2 separate regions of the Homo sapiens genome follow, and region 2 is linked to region 1. A link is a contact called in ENCODE Hi-C or POLR2A ChIA-PET data. All regions are on one chromosome and are shown on one strand. Each heading gives the region's core, a stretch centred on a gene start or an enhancer-like site at or near the end of the contact. The rest is flanking DNA. Distances are from core to core; before and after follow the strand shown.

Region 1 (7,021 bases), core at 1-2,500:
AGCGCAATTCAACCAGAAATCCAGGGCCGAAGTGGTGAATAAGCAGAAAAAGCAGGACCGTCAGGTCTTGACAGTGCCTTTCCCGACTCCAGGGGCAGCGTCGACCGGTCCCACATCAACCCCGCCGGCCAGCGCGCACCTGCCCAGTTCCCACGCCCCGGCCCGGGCCGCTCCGTACCTGCTCTGCCCCGTAGACCGTAGCAAACTGGATGAAGTCCTCGATGCGGACGAAACCGTCCCCATCCCCGTCCAGGGCATCGAACACGGCTCGGAGGCGGGGGCCGTCCTCCTGACTCCCCACGGGCTCGCTCGGAAGGGGGTGGGTCTGGCTGAGGTCCGAGGGCTGCGGCGGGGACCCGGGACCTTGCTCCAGCGCCAGCTCGCCCGCCGTGGGCGCGGGGAAGGGAGAGAAGACGTCGACCTCGCCCCGCGCTCGGTGGCTGCTGCTGGACCCCTGCAAGCGGAAAGGCGCGCTCTCCGGGCAGCTCGCGGGGCCACACTCCTCGGGCTCCTCAGTCCAGGAGAACAACGGGTCGAGTTCTGGAAGCGGCGCTTCGGAGCGCGGCCCTGGGCCCGGGGCGTCGGGGCTCGCAAGCTGCCCCCGCGGGCCGGAGCGCGGCGGCGGGGCGGACGGCCCGGGGTCTCGCGGGCCTCCCTCCAGCCCCGGGGCCGGCCCGGCGCTCCAACGCGCCCCGCCATCTGCAGCGGCCCCGGGCGCAGGCTCATCCAGGCCCGGGGACTGCGGGTCGGGGCCGCCGACGGGCGCTCCGAGGCGTAGCTCCGCAGGGCCCGGAGCCAGTTGTGCCGCCCCCGGCCCGTCCGGCCCGCCCGGCTCCGGGTCGGGCCCCGGCGGCTCCGAGCCCGGGGGCGAGGCCGGCGGGGCCGACGCCATGCTCCCGAGAGGCTAGTGGTGCGGAAGGGCGCGGGCGGCAGACAAAGGCGCTCAGGGCGCGGCGGCGGGCGCGGGCATCCCCTCGGCGGCGCGGGCGGGCGCGCGCGGGGCGCCCGGGCTGCTGGGGCTGGCGCTCGGGCCCTGCTCTGTCCTCGCCCATCTTCGCACCGCGCCTCAGCTGCCCTCGGCCCGGCGGCGCGGCGGGCGCAGGCCCATGGCGGCGGGGCGGCCTAGGGAGGGCGGCGAGGATCCGGGCGGCGGATGGCGGGGGACGGGGGCCGAGGAGGCCGGGGGACGGGGGCCGAGGAGGCCGGAGGCCGCGGAGCCTGTGAAGCAGGATGAGGAGACTAAGGAGGCTGAGGCGCCTGAGGTACCCGGAGAACTAACGCCGCCGCCGCCCAGGCCCCGCCCCCCGTCGGGCCTGACGTCAGCACGTCCCGGCGGGGTCCCAGCCCCTCGCCGGCTTGCTGTAGAGGCAGGCGCCGGGTGTGTCGCGGCAGTGCAGCGGCCGCGAAGGGGTGTTTTGCTGTATGTCATATTCCTCGTTTCGCCAGAGCGGGGGTCCCGAGCTTCGGGCGCGGGACGCGGGGGTGCTCCGAGGCTGCGAGTGGAGGCGTGACGTGACGTCCCTGGCAAGAGGCGCGCGGAGTCAGGCCTTACTTAGAACGTGTTCCCGCCGCACAGCTACCAGCGGGCGCGACCGCTACCCACGCATGGTGCGGTCGAGTAAACGGCACCGCCTGGCGAGCGAGAGACGCAAAGGGACATAGCCCCCTAGGAGCTGAGCTCTTCGGGGGTAAAGCGTTCTCACGTTGATGAGACCAGGAGGCGGCGCACGCCTGGCTCCGCGGCCCAGGGGTTGCAGGTGCCCCAGGGTTCGCGGGGCGCAGACGCCGCAGAGGGCGACGCCCTGCCCGGGTCCCGCGCGGACCCGGGGGACGCAGGGTCTGACACGGAGTGCGGAGGGGCCCCAGACACGCAGTCCATGTCCCTTGAAACCAGAGGCACGCGCGGCCACGCGCTAGGCCTTTCCCTTAAGCCTGTGACCAAGATCTCCGGGACTCCCAGCGTTGGGACGGGCGCGCTGGCCCACGCCCAAGCGGGAGGATCGCTTGCGCCCAGGAGATTGAGACCAGCCTGAGCACCAAAGCGAGACCTCGTCTCTACAAAAAATAAGACTCAAGAAGACACCCAGGGTGAATCGCCCGTCTGCAGCCAGCCTCCCGAGCACCGTGGCCGCGTCTGACAACTGACCTCTGTGTCTGGGTGTCCCTGTCCTCAGAGGGACACGGGACCTCAGAAAGGACCACAGCCCGGCGGCAGGCATGATGGTGGGAAAGCTAGTTAGGACAGGTGAGGCACTAAATTTAGCCTGTCATAATTTGTATCAGGGAAATGATGAACTTGTATTTTTACACACCATGGGCACCAACACAAGATATGGTTTCGTAAGCAGCTTTGGCAAGAACCAAAGGAACGGAACCTCTGCTTCCAAGTGTACGGTCAGGAGCAGCGTGTTAATTAAGTGAGTCATCTTCCGTGGCAGAATCCCAGGGTACATGGGACCAGACTTCGCGAGGCTGGCATTAGGAAAAGGAATGTGAGGGATCCTCCTCCCCAAACCGTATTCTCATTTTCTTGTAAGAGCTGTACGTGTTCATGAGGAAGATACTGCATTCAAAGAACGAAATCACCAGCAGCTTTGGCAAGAATTCAAATTTGGGCTGATGCCTTCGGCCGGATAAAATTTTCAGAAGCAGTGATAGTGATGTGTCAACCTTTCTAAATAGGGGTGTTAGTGTGGGCGAGGCAGAGACAGCAGGCTCCCTCTGCTTTTATGTGCCGGCGCTGCCAGAGGCAGAAGGCTGGCTTTCTGAGAGCAGGGGCCCGCACGCTCTGTCTGTGCTAGGGCTGGAAAACGTCCATTGCGTGCCCGGCTGGTGTCCTCCATGGAACCACAGCCTGGAAGCCTGCACCTCCCTGCCTGGACCAGTTAGAGGCTGTTCATGAAAGACTAAAGGGACAAGTTCCCGTCTATCCGTCTGCTGTTCAGAGCTACTATCTGTGTCCCCTTTGTAGGCTGTGGGCTGTAGCAGTTCCTTCTTTTCTTTTCTTTTCTTTTTTTTCCCCGAGACAGGGTTTTGCTCTGTTGCCCAGGCTGCAGTGCAGTGGTGCGACCATAGCTCACGGCAGCCTCAACCTCCTAGGCTCAAGAGATCCTCCCACCTTAGGCCAGGTGTGGTAGCTCATGCCTGTAATCCCAGGACTGTGGGAGGCTGAGGCGGGCGGATCACGAGGTCAGAAAATGGAGACCATCCTGGCTAACACGGTGAAACCCCGTCTCTACTAAAAATACAAAAAAACAAAAATTAGCCAGGTGTGGTGGCAGGCACCTGTAGTCCCAGCTATTTGGGAGGCTGAGGCAGGAGAAAGGCGTGAACCCGGGAGGCAGAGCTTGCAGCGAGCCAAGATTGCACCATTGCACTCCAGCCTGGATGATAGAGCAAGACTCCGTCTCCAAAATAAAAAATAAAAATAGAAGAGAGATCCTCCCACCTCAGCCTCTCCAGTAGCTGAGACCACAGATCTGCAGCACCTTATTATCTTTTTTTTTTTTTTGATATGGAGTCTCACTCTGTCGCCCAGGCTGGAGTGCAATGGCGCGATCTCTGGTCACTGCAACCTCCGCCTCCCGGGTTCAAGTGATTCCCCTACCTCAGCCTCCTGAGTAGCTGGGATTACAGGCGTATGCCACCAAGGCCGGCTAATTTTTTGTATTTTTAGTAGAGACCGGGGTTTCACCATGTTGGTCAAGCTGGTCTCAAACTCCTGACCTCAAGTGATCCGCCCACCTCGGCCTCCCAAAGTGCTGGGATTATTGGCATGAGTCACCACACTTGGCCTCAACATGCGTTTTGGAGGGTATAAACATTCAAAGCATAGCCTCCATCTTCTCACTCTGTCCTCACATGTTGGAGAAAGATTGTCTCTTTTGGGCTGGGCGTGGGAGCTCATGCCTGTAATTCCAGCACTTTGGGAGGCCGAGGCGGGTGGATCACGAGGTCAGGAGTTCAAGACCAGCCTGGCCAAGATGGTGAAACCCCGTATCTACTAAAAAATAGAAAATTTAGGCCGGGCGCGGTTGCTCAGCCTATAATCCCAGCACTTTGGGAGGCAAGGTGGGCGGATCACAAGGTCAAGAGATCGAAAACATCCTGGCAAACATGGTGAAACCCTGTCTCTACTAAAAATACAAAAATTAGCCGGGTGTGGTGGCACCCACCTGTAGTCCCAGCTACTCGGGAGCCTGAGGGAGGAGAATCGCTTGAACCTGGGAGGCAGAGGTTGCAGTGAGCGAAGATCGCACCACTGCACTCCAGCCTGGCGACAGAGCGAGACTCCACCTAAAAAATATATGTATATATTAGCCGGCCGTGGTGGCGGGCACCTGTAATCCCAGCTACTCAGGAGGCTGAGGCAAAGAATTGCTTGAACCCGGGAGGTGGAGGTTGCAGTGAGTCAAGATCACACCACTGTACTGCAGCCTGGGTGATGGAGTGAGACTCTGTCTCAAAAAAAAAGAAAAAAAATTATCCGGGGGCGGTGGCGGGTGCGTGTAATCCCAGCTACTCAGGAGGCTGAACAGGGTAATCACTTGAGCCTGGGAGGCAGAGGTTGCAATGAGCTGAGATCCAGCCACTACACTCCAGCCTGGGCAACAGAGCGAGACTATCTCAAAAAAAAAAAAAAGGCGGGCGTAATGGCTCACGCCTGTAATCCCAACACTTTAGGAGGCCAAGGCGGGTGGATAACCTGAGGTCAGGAGTTCGAGACTAGCCTGGCCAACATGGTAAAACCCTGTCTCTACTAAAAATACAAAAACTAGCTGAGCGTGGTGGCGTGTCCTGTAATCCCAGCTACCTGGGAGGCTGAGGCAGGAGAATACTTGAACCCGGGAGGTGGAGGTTGCAGTGAGCCAAGATCCCACCATTGCACTCCAGCCTGGGCAACAAGAGGGAAACTCCATCTCAAGGAAAACAATAAAATAAAAATAAGGCTGGGCACGGTGCCTCACGCCTGTAATCCCAGCACTCTGGGAGACCGATGCGGGTGGATTACCTGAGGTCAGGAGTTCAAGACCAGGCTTGCCATGGTGAAACCCCATCTCTACTAAAAATACAAAAAATTAGCCAGGCATGGTGGTGCATGCCTGTAATCCCAGCTACTTGGGAGGCTGAGGCAGGAGAATCACTAGAACCTGGGAGGCGGAGGTTGCAGTGAATCGAGATTGTGCCATGGCACTCCAGCCTGGGCAGCAAGAGTGAAACTCCGTCTCAAAAAAAGAAAAAAGAAAAAAAAAGACTGTCTCTTCTAATAAGGGCACTGTTCCCATCGTGAGGGCCCCACCTTGCTGACCGTATCTAACCCTAATTATTATTATTATTATTTTTTTTTGAGACGGAGTCTTGCTCTGTCGTCCAGGCTGAAGTGCAATGGCGCCATCTCAGCTCACTGCAATCTCTGCCTCCCGGATTCATGCCATTCTCCTGCCTCAGCCTCCCCAGTAGCTGGGACCACAGGCACCCGCCACCATGCCTGGCTAATTGTTTTGTATTTTTACTAGAGCCGGGGTTTCACCGTGTTAACCAGGATGGTCTCGATCTCCTGAGCTCATGATCCACCCGCCTCGGCATCCCAAAGTGCTGGGATTACAGGCGTGAGCCACCGCGCCCGGCCCTAACCCTAAGTTATACCTCCCAAAGACCTCATCTCCAAATACCATCCCGTTGGCGTTAGGACTCCAATATATAAATTTTGGGGTAGCAACTGGGAAGAGAGAGTTAGAATGGATTTAATGGACAAAATATTCATTTCTAGAATACACAAAAGAATTTCTCAAAAAACAGTAAACGAACAGCAACCCGATAGAAAAACGAGGAAAGAATATGAATAAGCAGCTCCAGAAGAGGAAATTCAGGTGGCCGGTAAACACATGAAAAAGATGCTCATCTTCACTGGTCACCAGGAAAATGTGTGAGTGTAGCCCTTGACACCAATCAGAGTAAGTCTGGGGACACCAGGGAGTGGGGATTTGGCACCAGTCGTGCAGCTGAAGGTCGGAATACTCCAGTGTGGGATCCGCCTTCCAGTACCTGCCGGAGAAACTGCACATGTCCGCAGGGAGATGGAAAGACCTTGTTTCCTTCGGGGATTTGTACTTCTCTGGAAGAAGAGCCGAACGGCTTCAGTGGAGCCTGTTGTCTGTTGTGAAGTGTAGCAGTTTAAGTGAGTGCACCACATCTGCACAATTGATAGTACATGCTATGTAATACCATTTTTCATTTATTTTTTTAGACAGAATTCTGTTCTTGTTGCCCAGGCCGGAGTGCAGTGGCACGGTCTCAGCTCACGGCAGCCTCCATCTCCTGGGTTCAAGCGATTCTCCTGCCTCAGCCTCCCGAGTAGCTGGGATTACAGGTGCCCGCCACCACACCCAGCTAATTTTTGTATTTTTCGTAGAGACGGGGTTGCACCATCTCGGCCAGGCTGATCTGGAACTCCTGACCTCAGGTGATCTGCCCGCCTTGGCTTCCCAAAGTGCTAGGATTACAGGCGTGAGCCAACGTGCCTAGCCAATTTTTGTTAAGTTTAAAAACACATGATCAATGACCTATCTTGTTTTCAAATGCTTTCGTTTGTAGTAAAAAATACCTAAACATACTTGAGAATTACATTGAGGCCGTGTGCGGTGGCTCACACCTGTAATCCCAACTTTGGGAGGCCAATGGGGTGGATCACTTGAGGTCAGGAGTTCAAGACCAGCCTGGCCAAAATACTGAAACCTGTCTCTACAAAAATACAAAAAATTAGCCAGGCATGGTGGCGCATGCCTGTAATCCCAGCTACTGGGGAGGCTGAGGCAGGAGAATTGCTAGAACCCCGGAGACGGAGGTTGCAGTGAGCTGAGATCACACCATTGCACTCCAGCCTGGGTAACAGAGCGAGACTCTGTCTCAAAAAAAAAAAAAAAAAGAAAGAAAGAAAAAAGAATTATATTCAAGAGGACAGACAGAAGAGAAAGGGTGAAGTACAACTTTGACTATATCTATAACATTCATTTCCACTGGG
Region 2 (6,362 bases), core at 1-2,500, 250 kb before region 1:
GGAGTCGGTGATTCAGAATTATCCCAAGACAGGGCGGCCTGGGGTGAGGGTCCCACCTCTCACGCTCCGCGGCAATGAGCCTGGAGAGGTAGGAGTGCAGCTCGCTCTCCTGGTGGATGCGCCGCTCCTCAATGCTGTTCCAGCGCTTCTTCTTCGCGATTCGAAGAGCGCTGGGGATGTCGTCCCCGAAGTTCAGCCGCTGCTCCTTGGCCAGGCTGTAAGCTGGGGAACGGGGGCTTCACGTCACTCTCTGGCCAGTCCACCCGCCTGGCCCCAGAGGCCCCACAACCGGGCAGCTTGTCAGCCAACCTCGCTGCAGATTGGCGATGGCCTCATCATAGCTCTCCATCTCCAGCTGGCACTGCCCCAGGAAGAAGTGCGCCTTCACAGACTGCCCGTCCAGCTCCAGGGCGCGCCGGCAGTCGGCCAGGGCCTGCTCGTGCTGCTGCATCTTCAGGTAGCACAAGGCCCGGTTGGTGTAATACACGGCCACCAGCGGGTTCCGGGTCTAGGGACCAAGGCCGGGCCAGCCGCATGAGGGCGTAGGCTCAGCGTGCCCACTCTGACCCACGGCCCGTCCCAGCTTCTGCGCTCTGGCTAGAATCAAGAAACTAGGTTTCTCAGTTGTCAAAGCCCCTGGGTCCAAGGATCTGTGCACAGTGGAGTACTGGCTGAGCCTATCCGCTTGATTCCACTTGGTTTTGTAAAGTTTTCCAAATCTTTGGAGAGTCCGGGCTTAGGACCTGGGGTCCTCAAGGGTCGAGGGCCCCTGCCCTCCCCCCACCCGGCCGGCCTCCATCCAGCATCGCACCCTCGTTCTCCGGCACCCGGCGCTGGGCTCGAGAACCACGGCTGGGCTTTGGGAGCCGAGGACACGCCCCGAAGAGGAGCCAGACCCTCGGTGGGGCCGGCCGGGCCCGGGCCCGGCCCTCCCCGGTGCCACCGCCGCCGCCCTCCCCGCGCGGGCGCACTCACGATCGCGCGGCCGTAGCAGGCCGCCGCCTCCGGGTACTTTCGGCCCACGAACAGACGATTGCCCTGCTCCTTGAGCTCCTGCGCGCTCGGGCTCTTCTCGGGGCTTCCGCCGCCAGCGCCCAGCCGTGCGCCGCCCTCCTTCTCCTCCTTGCCCTTCATGGCGCCGCGCGGCACGGCCTGGGCTCCGCTCCCAAGCTCCGCGCCTCGCGGCCCAGCGCCCGCAGCCGGAGCCCCGCAGCCCGAGCCCGCGATCCGCTCGGGCCCGGCCCAGCTCCGCCGCCGGAACTTCCGGCCGGGGGCGGGACCAGCGGGGACGCACGCGTGGGGGCGAGTGGGGCCGCGCGTGCGCCCAACCAGCCTGGACGGGGACACTGGGCCCGCGACGTCGGGGGCTGGGAGGAACGCTCCAGTTCCCTGTCCCCGCGCTCTTAAGGGTGGGCGTTCGCGTAGGCCCTGGCCTGCCCTGCTGAGGTCTCTTCGGAACCCGCCTCGGCGGCGGCCGCCACACACATTCGACTTTCCCAGTGAGATGCCTCACTTGCTTCGCTGAGGGCGCGCTCCCGCAACAGCCTGTCCCGACCACCTGGGGTTCCGCCCCTGTCCCAACGCGCAGAGACCCCTCCCCCGGCAGCCGGCCCCATCCAGAGGCCCCGCCCCCAGCAGCCGGCCCCATCCGCAGAGGCCCCGCCCCCAGCAGCCGCCCAATCCAGAGGCCCCGCCCCCAGCCGCCGGCCCCATCAGCAGAGGCCCCGCCCCCAGCCCCATCCGCAGAGGCCCCGCCCCCAGCAACCGCCCAATCCAGAGGCCCCGCCCCCAGCACCCGGCCCCATCAGCAGAGGCCCCGCCCCCAGCCGCCGCCTCCCGCCCCTGCGCGTGAACGTAGCGGCTTCCCACGCGCTGTGGGGTGTGAGGACCCCAGTCGCTGGGCTGCCATTCTGGAGCGCCACGAGAGGTGCTACGGGCGAGCGCGAGCCCCCGAGGGCGGCTGGAAGCCCCGGACTGTTGGTAGAGTGGAAGGGGATAGAGATCGGTGGGGCGAGCGTCCTCCGTGGCCAGTCCTCCCCTCACCGCCCTTCCTCAGGTATCGGGAAGAGTTGCCAGCGGCCATCAGGGGCAGAGCAGAGAAGCATGTGACAGGGAGCTGGAGCGGCTGCTGGCCTGGCAGCTTGACTGTGAAGGGCGGCCCGCCCCGAGGGCAGGGCCTCCGTAGCGCGGGTCTTCATTGGGGCGTGGCATCGGCGGGGCGGGTGTCTCCAGTGGGGGCGGGGCCTCCCTGGTGGGTCCAGCACCCCAGGCACCCTGACCTGGCCTCCCACAGAGGGGCGCTTCCGGCCACGTCTGCAGCAGCTGGTGGCCACCAATCCCCCTGAGCTGGTTGTGCACTGTTCGACCGCCACCTTCTGCCTCCTGCCAGATGTGGGGGCTGCAGTCACCGAGCTGTGTGCCCTCTGCGGTGTGGGCCCACCACAGCCTCGGGTGAGTTGGGTGGGCACGACTTGGGTACATAGGCGTTCTTGTCTGTGAAGCGGGCAGTCTGGGCCCTTGCGTGTCGCTAGGAGCAGGAACCATAGGGCCCTGGGCTGCTGGGAGCAGGGTCTCCCAGAGCTTGTCCTGATGGGGTGTGTCTGGCTGCTTCTCCTCGCTGTTCACAGCAGTCCTGGCAGCTGGAGCTCCAGAGATGGAGGCCTTCATGTCAGATGAGGCGGTGGCCACAGTGCCCGGCTGGCCGGCCCCACAGTACACCCTCAGGTACTACCTGCTGTACCTGGGCCAGGTTCAAGAGCGGGCCACAGCTCTGAGCCAAGGGGAATGAACTGTGTGTGGGCAGGTTGGGGTGGCCCGTGCCCCTGGGCCTGAGTCCGTGTGCCCCTCCCTAGCCAGTGCCTCAGGACAGTGGACTCCCTACCTAGTGGAGACAGCACTGTGGACCTGGGCTGTGGGGCAGAGGCTGTGCCCAGACCTGCTGCCCAACCTTGGCCCCAGCCTGGCCACCCACGAGGATGCTAGGCCAGCCAAGAAGCATGGAACCCAGGCCGAGTAAACTTGGCCATGGCCCAGGCCTGCTCACCTGCCACAGAACCTCAGGCCTCCGGGTCTCACTGGACGGCAGGGAGGCTGAAGAGGAGGCTGGCCACTACGGGAGCTCAATAAACACTTCCCAAACTCACGCCTGATCACACACCCGGCCTGACCACACACCTGGCCTGACCACACGCCCGGCCCCCAGCCATCCCGCGTGCCCCCAGCTCCCACAGACACAGCACCTGTGGCCCAGGAACAACTCCCACGCCTGACCCCAGGTGCAGAGATGCACAAGGAGGGAAGTCCAGGCCCCCGTGGTGGGGAGGGCCGTCGCGGTCTGTGCAGCAGGTGTGGGGGCCCTGACGAGTCTCCAGAGCCCGGGACAGCCCCCTGGTGCTGTGTAAAATATTTATTAATTATCCAAAAAGGCTCAGACCGCAAGTCCTGGGAGTGGGGGGTGGGTGGCTGGGACAGGGCCTCCTTTGAGGCCACCCACACCCAAGGGGCACAGCAGCCCTGAGACGTCCGTTCACAAAGGGCAGACGTGAAGGCCCCTGGTGGGCGGCCACCACATGCCCGAGCCCTGGCCTGTGCAGCCTCAGGTAGCCGGTCAGGGCGGTGGGGGGATGTGGGCGCCCAGCAGGTCGTAGGCGAAGACGTTCCAGAAGACGGCGAAGAGCAGGAAGGTGCCGTAGGCCAGCAGCACCACCCACCAGCCGCACTGGTCCCGCAGGCGCTCCTCGTAGCTCCGCAGGATGGTCAGGCCCATGCTCACCCCCACCACCGCGCCTGCCAGGTGCGCCATGAAGCTGGGCTGTGGGCCCGAGGCGGGCAGCGGCGGGGAGAAGCGCAGCCACACGGCCCGGCCCACCTCGGAGCTCACTGCAGAGGGACGCGGCAGGTGGGAGGTGCCCTGGCTGCAGGCTGAGAGGCCCCCCGGCCCTCCCCCCGGCCCCTACTCACTGCACACCAAGGCCAGCACCATCCTCAGCAACTTGTAGGGACATCTCATCCCAGCCCAGTTCTATGGGTGTGTGCAGACGAGAAGTGGTGAGGCTCACCTGGGGCCCCTCCCCACGCCCCCCACCGGGCAGGCCCGTTACCATGACAACGTTGGCCAGGTGTGCCGAGCACAGGGCGTAGACCCCGCCGGAGCCTCCCACCACCGGGGCCCGCATGTCGGTGATGGAGACGGTTAGGGAGCCTGTGTGAGCAAGCGGCGGGTGAGGGTGCAGCCGGCCAGGGCAGGGGGCGGGGGTGCGCGCCTGCCTCACCTGCCAGCACGCCTGCCAGGTAGAGCAGGCTGATGCGGAGCAGGCCGTGCACCATCTCCAGGGGCACCCCGATCATCAGCTGCAGGAGGGCGTTGAACCCCAGCTGCTCCAGCCTGGCCACAGGGAAGCAAACGGGTACGAAGGGTGGGGTCAGCCATCCGGCCCCACCCCCAGCCGTCACCTCAAGTTGCCGCACCTGCCTTGCGGCTAAGCCTTTCTGATGTAATGGCAGGTTGGGGCGGGGCTCACCGGGCAGCAGTGCTACTCACCCAACGTGCATGAACATGTAGGTGAGGAAGCGCCAGGCGCGGGCACGGTGCCCGGGGTGGTACACAAGGGGGCTCTTCATGTACTCGGGGTGGTAGGTCTGCAGCACCCACTTGTTGAGGCGGGCCCCGTAACACAGGAACACGATGATCTGGGGACACGAGTGTTAGGCTGGTCATGGCCAGGAGCGCGGGAGGCTCCCGGGGCAGCGGCCGGGGGGCCCACCTGGGCAAGAGTGACCGAGGCCATGAACACGGGGGGTGGGCAGCTGCGGTGACGGTAGAAGTACCAGCGGCGGTCCACCTCACAAGGCAGGATCTCGTAGGCCACGTAACGCACAAACCGCTTGTAGACACCTAGGCCTGGCTCATCCAGCGGCCCGTCCCGGGGCAGTGCCCGCTGTCCGTTAGCAATGGCCCGCTTGAAACTGCTGGAGCGCTTGCTGCTGATCTGGGGGCAGGGGCCTGAGTGTGGGCCACGGACCTCCCCATGGCACCCCTGCCTGTGAGGCTCACCCAGCTCCCCGCATCCACAAGCCCCCCACCCACCGCCGTGAGGAGCTGCCTGCCCGCCTCCTCTGGCCAGGACACCGTGCCCCTGCCGCCTGCCCACCGTGGCACTGACCAGGTCCACCAGCTCCTGGTAGCAGACCTGGCCCTGCTCGTTGCTCTGAGCCAGGGCCACCAGCATGTCCAGCTTGGCCGGGTCCAGGGGCAGCTCATGGCTGTGCACCAGGCCAGTGAAGGTGTCCGCACCGATGAAGCCTGTGTTCTCGGGGTCCAGCTGCTGCAGTGAGGAGCCGCCAGCCAAGGCCTGAGTGCGGGCCCGACCCCTGGACCAAAGGGCTGGGCCAGGCTGGCTGGGAGCATCAGGCTCAGGCTCCCAGCACTTTTGGGACAGGGGCCCCGTGCCTGTCTGTTCCCTGGGACCCTGCTTGATCCCAGGAGCTGGCAGGGCACTGGTGCCTGGGTCCCAGTCCTCCAGCTCCTCAGTTGTTCCCCCGTCTTCCACCCTACCCATCCTGGAAAGCGAGGGCCAAGGTCCAAGACCAGCCAGCTGCCCGCCCTCCCTCCCTCCCTCCCTCCCTCCCCCCGACTCTCCCTTCTCCAGCCAGGAGCTCTGGTCCAGTCAGTCCTCTCCTGGGGTCCCAGACACACGGACCAAGGTCGTGGAGGGATGAGGTAGGTACCGAGCGGGGCTTTCGGGGAGCTCGGTCCCGCACAAGCTCAGCTCAGCGGCAGGAGGGCCGCATTGGGGGCGGTGCCAGCTCCCCAGACCACCCCCCGACGCACCTGCTCCTGGATGAGCTGCAGCAGCGAGCTCCTGTCCATAGAGCCTGGCCGGGGGCCGGGGTCCGGGGTCGGCGGCCGCGGCCGGGAGGGGCTGCTCTGCGGACGACTCCGCTCCGCCCCAGCCGGCCCGCTCCGCCCGCTCCGCTCGGCGCCGCGCTTGGGCCGCGTCACCGAGTCGCCCGCCTGCCCGCCCCTGCCGCACACGCCGCCACGCGCGGCCAAGACACGCGCGCACCCTGCACGCGGACGCACACCCCGGACAGGAACCGCCTCCAGCTAGCACCGCGTCTCAGCGCCGGCCCCCACCCCCGCTCTGGCGCAGCTCCAGCACACTGGACTACCTCCACGGCAGCCGCTGGTAAATGGAGTCACGGGGATGGGGGGCACCTAAAACCCCCCATGCAAGACCGTTCGCCCTCTCACAGCCTTCCCGGGCTCAGGCCTGTGAGGATGCCACCTCTTCCAGGAAGCCTTCCCTGACCACTGCTTGCTCCCCCTCCAGGCTGACCCAGTACTCCCTGCGGTTCATGTT

The links. Hi-C counts contacts between places; a loop is a spot of excess contacts on that map. ChIA-PET counts read pairs that join two places held with the same protein, here RNA polymerase II (POLR2A). Pooled maps may share reads with other maps.
Region 2: a pooled map shows a loop between it and region 1 (4-fold over the local background). The contact joins the promoter of STUB1 here to the promoter of RAB11FIP3 in region 1. A Hi-C loop is called at or near these places in 4 of 50 pooled maps. POLR2A ChIA-PET finds 5 or more read pairs at or near these places in 3 of 52 experiments (H1, HEK293T and activated CD8-positive, alpha-beta memory T cell).

The regions. Positions count from the first base shown.
Region 1 is chr16:419,878-426,898 of GRCh38, reverse strand. RAB11FIP3 (RAB11 family interacting protein 3) reads right to left here and starts at 1,250. Exons shown (of 14, transcript NM_014700.4): 1 at 179-1,250. The coding sequence starts at 892.
Region 2 is chr16:675,298-681,659 of GRCh38, reverse strand. It overlaps STUB1 (STIP1 homology and U-box containing protein 1), which reads right to left and starts at 1,250. Exons shown (of 7, transcript NM_005861.4): 1 at 976-1,250; 2 at 310-508; 3 at 57-222. The coding sequence starts at 1,134. It overlaps RHBDL1 (rhomboid like 1), which reads right to left and starts at 5,989. Exons shown (of 8, transcript NM_001278720.2): 1 at 5,831-5,989; 2 at 5,163-5,324; 3 at 4,764-4,988; 4 at 4,541-4,689; 5 at 4,272-4,384; 6 at 4,101-4,201; 7 at 3,961-4,021; 8 at 3,392-3,879. The coding sequence starts at 5,869. The coding sequence ends at 3,608. It also overlaps the pseudogene STUB1-DT. RefSeq lists enhancers at 1-471, 442-491, 6,163-6,362 and silencers at 1,172-1,381, 1,662-1,771, 5,915-5,964.